Regions from separate parts of the Homo sapiens genome. Here region 2 is linked to region 1. A link is an interaction called in ENCODE POLR2A ChIA-PET data of the cell type or tissue named here. Cell type or tissue: IMR-90. All regions are shown on one strand. Links, peaks and the distances in the headings refer to the core of each region. The heading gives the core; the rest is flanking DNA. Region 1 holds the start of LOC124903963 (a long non-coding RNA gene). Region 2 overlaps NLK (nemo like kinase).

Region 1 (2,914 bases), core at 274-2,773:
TAGGTCAGAAAAGTGAGAGCTTAGAGCTTGCCATTAACTCTGGGCCAAGTTACATTCTTAGAGGGAGCCTTATCTGCTATATTGTTGTGTGGGACTTGTCTGATTTTCTATTACCGCCTGTTTCCCAGTACCCTGTGATTTGTGGACTGAGGACTTAGGCTAAAGAGGTCTGGTGATTTGATGCTGCAGAATTGCTTGTATAGTTGGGTTTTTTCCCTTGGTGTTTCACTCCTTTACCTGAAAATGCAGTTGGCTAGCTTATGCAGTATGTATCTAAAGGCCAGAATCTGGACAGCTGTGTTTTCCTTTTTTCTTTTGTGAGATGGAGTTTCACTTATTGCCCAGGCTGGAGTGCAATGGCACAATCTTGGCTCACTGCAACCTCCGCCTCCCAGGTTCAAGCCATTCTCTTGCCTCAGCCTCCCGAGTAGCTGGGATTACAGGCATGCGCCACCACGCCCGGCTAATTTTGTATTTTTAGTGGAGACGGGGTTTCTCCATGTTGGTCAGGCTGGTCTCAAACTCCCCACCTCAGGTGACCTCAGGTGATCTGCTGGCATCAGCCTCCCAAAATGCTGGGATTTCAGGCGTGAGCCACTGCAGCTGTGTTTTTCTTTTCATGGATAACCATGAGGGGCTCTTGGGTCTCTGGACCAGTCATCCTGTCATGAGCTAGAGATAGAAGAGAGCTCAGGCTCACATGTCCTCTGTGGCTGGCAGCTGAGGGCATGGGGCCATCCAGATCCTTAGGAGGCCTCAGCCCTGGCTCCTTCTAAACCAGCTTCTTTCTGACTGTAGGGGCACGTTCCGCTTTGAAAGACCTGATGGCTCCCACTTTGATGTTCGGATTCCTCCCTTCTCCCTGGAAAGCAATAAAGATGAGAAGACACCACCCTCAGGCCTTCACTGGTAGGCCAGCTGAGGCCCCAAGTGCCCAGGCTTGGTCACCGGGAAGAACAACTCTCATCCCACAATTGCTGCAGAACTCTTCTCTCCCCATCATGGGCCACAGTGGGTCTCTTAATTTGATTGTGGGGTTCTTTTTGTGGGGAGGGGTGGTATAACTTTTCTTCAGAAGACCCATGTGGGACACCTCCAAGGCTGGCCTCCTCATAAGCCCTGCCTACACCATGTTCCAGTAAACCTCTCCACCAAGGAACTGTGTTCAGCTGCCACAGGCCTGGAGGAGTTTCCTGGCCTGTCACGTGAGGTTTGATCAGTAAACCAGTGCACGCTTGGCCACCCTTGCCATTTCTGCTCCCAGAGTCTCAGGCTCCCCTTCTGACCCAGTGTGCGCCCTTGACTGCTTTCTTTGCTGCCCTTCCAGGGAGCTGCCCCCCTGGTAGGGCATGTGCCTGTTTCCCTCTCAGCCTGGAGGCTGGCTGGACATCTCCTAGGGTCACTGTGCCTCTCAGCTAGTTGGCGGGGGTGCTGGACTGGACTCTTGTTCACTTTACCTTCTGCCAAATGCAGAGAGGGAGGCCAGTGTCAGGGTCGGAGTGGCCTGGCTCTTAGCACTGACCGACCATTGCCATTTCTGGCCTCGCTAGGCCCAGGAGAGGAGGGAGGCAAGCCAGTCGGGTTTCCTGGAGCAATGGGTGTGCCAGCCCTCAGCATGACTCTGCCAAGCATCCAGACCACAAATGCAGGAATTTGGCTGAGGAGCAGCTTTAGGTATGGATTGATGACTAAGTCAAGCTACTTCCTGAGCTTCTCTCAGATTTCCAAGAGCCAGAGATGAATTGTGCTGCATCTTGCCCCAATTCTTAGGATTTCTTTTCCTCCGCCACTGCAGTGATTGTTAGAGGTAGTTTTCTTGAATTAATATTAAATCACAGTTCCAGCCCTTGTTATTCTTGTCCTTAGTCCTCCAGGGGGAGCTGGGGTTGCAGGGCAACAGTACAGTCGCGCTTACGACCTGGCTAGAACACAAGGTCAGATGATAAACAGAAGCACAGGAACTCAGCCCATGGCCGCAAGCTGGTCAAGGCCTGCTCACTGTAAACATGGCTCTGTACCATTGAGTTTAACACAATTTTATTAGAAATTAGTGTTTGCTTCCATCACTTATGCTGAGCAACCAAATATTACAGTTATGTGATAAAGGAAAAATTCTTTCCTGCCCAGGACCTGCGCCATCCTTTAGGCCGACCTTGGTCACATACCAAATTCAATAAAACCCAATACTGGCCTGTGTTGTTAACAGCAGGCTGCCAGGTTTCTCAGAAACTGACAAGAAAATCTGACCTTCATCCATACTTTGTTTACTTACCCCTGGGCTGCTTGGAGTTGAAAAATGCACACAGCCAAGAGTTGCTTTCTGAATAGGGCTGGAAACTTTCAAAGAAAACCCCCAAACTTTTAAGTCACAAAGTCTGATTAAAGAAGCTAAGATCATGTCAGTGAGTTCAATGTTAGTATTTTCCTTAAGACCAAGGAGAGATTTTCAGTCAGAGAAGATAAATGCCCAGTCCCAGACTACTGTGCTTTCTCGGCAAAAAAGACTGAGACACTGAGGATGTGAATGTCAAAGTAGTAAGCAGGGACTAAAGGGGATGGGGAGGTCAAAAGGCAAGCATCACAACACCTCAGTGGGGAGCTGGGAATTTGAGTGTTAAAGGACCTCAAGAGGGCAGCTGAGAAAATAGGCCAGTGGTCTCAGGCTGACGCATTCCAGTCTCTGTGGGAAAGTCATAAAGCCAAAGCCTGAATTTGGCCAAAGAAGTGGATTTGTCTTTATCTTGTTACCTCAATGAGGGCTGGAAGAACTAGTAGCTGATCACCAAGGTACCTGACCTGAGAGTCTTAGTGCTGTTTATACATTCAAGACTGTGACTAACATAAAATGCCTAATTAGAAAGTCACATTTCCCCTGTCCCGCCGTCATGTCACTTCAGGTCCTTGTGTCTAACCC
Region 2 (2,914 bases), core at 114-2,613, 180 kb after region 1:
CACTGCAACGTCTGCCTCTCAGGTTCAAGTGATTCTCGTGTCTCTGCCTCCTGAGCAGCTGGGACTAGTGGCATGCGCCACCACGCCTGGCTAATTTTTGTATTTTTAGTAGAGACAGGGTTTTGCCATGTTGGCCAGGCTGGTCTCAAGTTCCTGGCCTCAAGTGATCTGCCCACCTCAGCCTCCCAGTGCTGGGATTACAGGCGTGAGCCACTGCGCCCGGCCAAAATAACATATAATATTTTAAAAACTCTATTACTTGGCCATGACTCTTGAGGATATTTTTAAAAACCAAACCAACAAAAGGAAAGAACATAATTTTTTTCTCATATTTATATGAGAAAAACCAACCAACCACCCATCCAACAAAAAAAGGCCTTCTGTTATAAAGCAAATCCCTTATTAAAAACATCAGTATGATTTCGTCATTTTTAGCAACTTATTTGGAAGACAACCTGAGTCCAAAATAGGAAGCTTACATGATCAGATAACTAAAAAAATTCCAGCAAAATTATCCATCTTGTGCTTAATAGGAAACAAAATACATTCACGATATGGAAGGATACTGATTTTTAAAAAATGTTTTGTTATAATGATCTTCAATGAATTTGTATGTTTGAGAAGAAAGAACTAGTGTCTATAGCCTAGACTCTATTCTGGCTTTTTAAAAGTAGGCCCATAAGATGAGTCAAAGGAGTGGAGCAAAATTTGTTTGTTCTGATTTGTGTGTTGTGTATTCACAAATGGCATTTTCCTTTAGTTGCCCATTCATACAGTCCAAGGTTATAAAACCATAACGGACAATTTGGAAAATGAACTTCAAGCAGTTAATGGCATCAAACATGACAGGTCCTGCACAAAATCCTGTGTGAAGTCTTCCAATCAAAAACCAAAATAAGAAGAAATTGGCTTAAACTGTCGTAAGATTGATTAGGTATGAATAGGACAAAAAAATTTCTAACTATAAGGTTTAAATTTTTTTTTTAATTAAAAAACGATTATGGGGATAGGTTGCAAGTTCTCTTTAAAAAGTGAAAAGGTGGCAGGAAAAACTCAATAACCTATAGAAGGAATACTTTAGTAGATTTTGGTGGCAATTAACTTCTCTGTGGAAACAAAAGACTGAATTACAACATCAGCTATTTTTAGGGAAAATATGAAAAATAGGTTTTCATCTTTCTTGAGTTAAAATAAGGGTGAGGGTTCTTCAAGGCTATAATGAAGGGAGAATTTTCATTCATAAGCAGTATAATCCACCAGCTTTTCAAGAGAACTGACCTACAGTTCAGAGAAATCATTTAAAATAAAAAATGAATTTTATTTATACACTTGGTTTTATTACTTAGTTTAACCGCCAGCAACCTAAGTAATAATGATAGTCTTGATTACTTTTAAAGTGGGTAACATTTTAAAAATTTATTTTTCTTTTCAAATATAGCAGTTAAAGGCCCTTATTTCCAATTTCTATTATGAGGAAAAATATAGTGGACCTCTCTCTATTCAAGAGTTCTGCCAATACACATCTGTATTAGAGGTAGGGAAATACAAATATGTGGACTTTGCTATTTGCAAGCCCCTTTTTAAATGAAAGACAATGGCTGTACTAGGGAAGAGAAGTAAAACTGAAACTGATGACTTGAAATTTTGGAACTACTAAATATAATTCTGTAATCAATTCCTCTTCAGAGGAATAATTAAGAATTGGCTACTATACATTATGGAAATACATTGGATAGATGCATATTACCCTTTTCTGGTTTGGCATTTTCACTTTTTTTTTTTTTTTTTTTGAGACAGGGTCTCACTCTGTCACCTAGGTGGAAGTGCAGTGGTGTGATCACAGCTCACTGCAGCCTTCACGCTCTGGGCTCAGGTGATCCTCCCATCTCAGCCTTCTGAGTAGCTGGAACTACAGGCATGTGCAACCACACCTAGCTAATTTTTGAATTTTTTATTGAGATGGGGTTTTGCTGCATTGCCCAGGCTGGTCTTGAACTCCTGGGCTCAAGCAATCTGCCCGCCTCAGCCTCCCAAAATGCTGGAATTACAGGCATGAGCCACCGTGTCTGGCCAGCACTATCCCTTTTAAATATGTTTCTACTTCTTACTTTGCTACCTTGGTCAAACAGCATATAGATATGTTAGCTGTGTAAAAATGTAAATGGTCTTCCTAAAAGTCACACTTCATTCTCTTATATAAACAGATGCTTGCTGTTCTAATATTTCTTCTGATATGCACTTCTTTTAATAATGGAACAAGCTGTAAAGGAGTCACCTTGTCTATTCTTCTTTCTAGTTACACTACAATTCCAATTTCAGTGTTTCTAAAACATAGGCCAAATATCATGAAAAGAACATGAGGCAGGACTACAAATTATTACCATGGCTATGAGTAGTGATATGGAGAAAACTGGGTTAACTTTTGGTAAAGTAATGGAAATGAACTTCTTTCTTTCACAAAAATATGTTGTTCTTAAACCTGCCCTGACATTCTGATTTTTCCCAGGTATTTAAATAAACTGAAAAGCTACCTTTAGAACACAGTTGCTGTTCACAAGGAGATTCCCTGGCTTAATGTCTCGATGTAAAATGCCAGCTGAATGGAGATATTTCAAACCTGAAATAACAAACAGATTTAATTGCAGATATTTAATTCCTTTTACTCAACCAATAATTTAAAAAAAACCTTGGAAGAAAACAGTAGAGGATTTAAAATTGTTCCCTAAATAACTGCATAATGAACATTATTAAAAGCTAGTCCCACCTCAAAATACCGTAATTTTGCTACAGTAAAATAAAATGTCACCAAAGGTTTGCAAAGTCTAGAGATAATGTCTATAATTTAAACAATTATGTAGGTTTAAATACAGATAAGCTTCTTAGGCACTCGAGTTAAGACCATACTAATAACCTT

What was found. ChIA-PET counts read pairs that join two places held together with the same protein. Peaks named below come from ENCODE experiments on the same cell type or tissue, not always from the same donor. Only the 100,000 strongest peaks of a DNase experiment are listed, where the experiment ranks them.
Region 2: POLR2A ChIA-PET joins it to region 1 with 11 read pairs; 5 of 35 experiments call an interaction of 5 or more read pairs at or near these places.

What each region holds. Positions count from the first base shown.
Region 1 is chr17:28,346,116-28,349,029 of GRCh38, reverse strand. TNFAIP1 (TNF alpha induced protein 1) reads right to left here. Exons shown (of 7, transcript NM_021137.5): 7 at 2,021-2,914. POLDIP2 (DNA polymerase delta interacting protein 2) reads left to right here. Exons shown (of 11, transcript NM_015584.5): 11 at 799-2,397. The coding sequence ends at 913. LOC124903963 (a long non-coding RNA gene) reads right to left here and starts at 800. Exons shown (of 2, transcript XR_007065687.1): 1 at 701-800. In IMR-90, for the core only: a CTCF peak has its summit at 1,874 (motif pointing right); a DNase peak (open chromatin) is centred at 1,649; H3K27ac peaks cover 1,383 bases.
Region 2 is chr17:28,163,246-28,166,159 of GRCh38, reverse strand. It overlaps NLK (nemo like kinase), which reads right to left. Exons shown (of 11, transcript NM_016231.5): 5 at 2,532-2,617. Among named protein-coding and RNA genes, the nearest start is that of NLK, 120 kb to the right of the region's middle. In IMR-90, for the core only: no CTCF peak of the experiment used is centred there; no DNase peak of the experiment used is centred there; H3K27ac peaks cover 52 bases.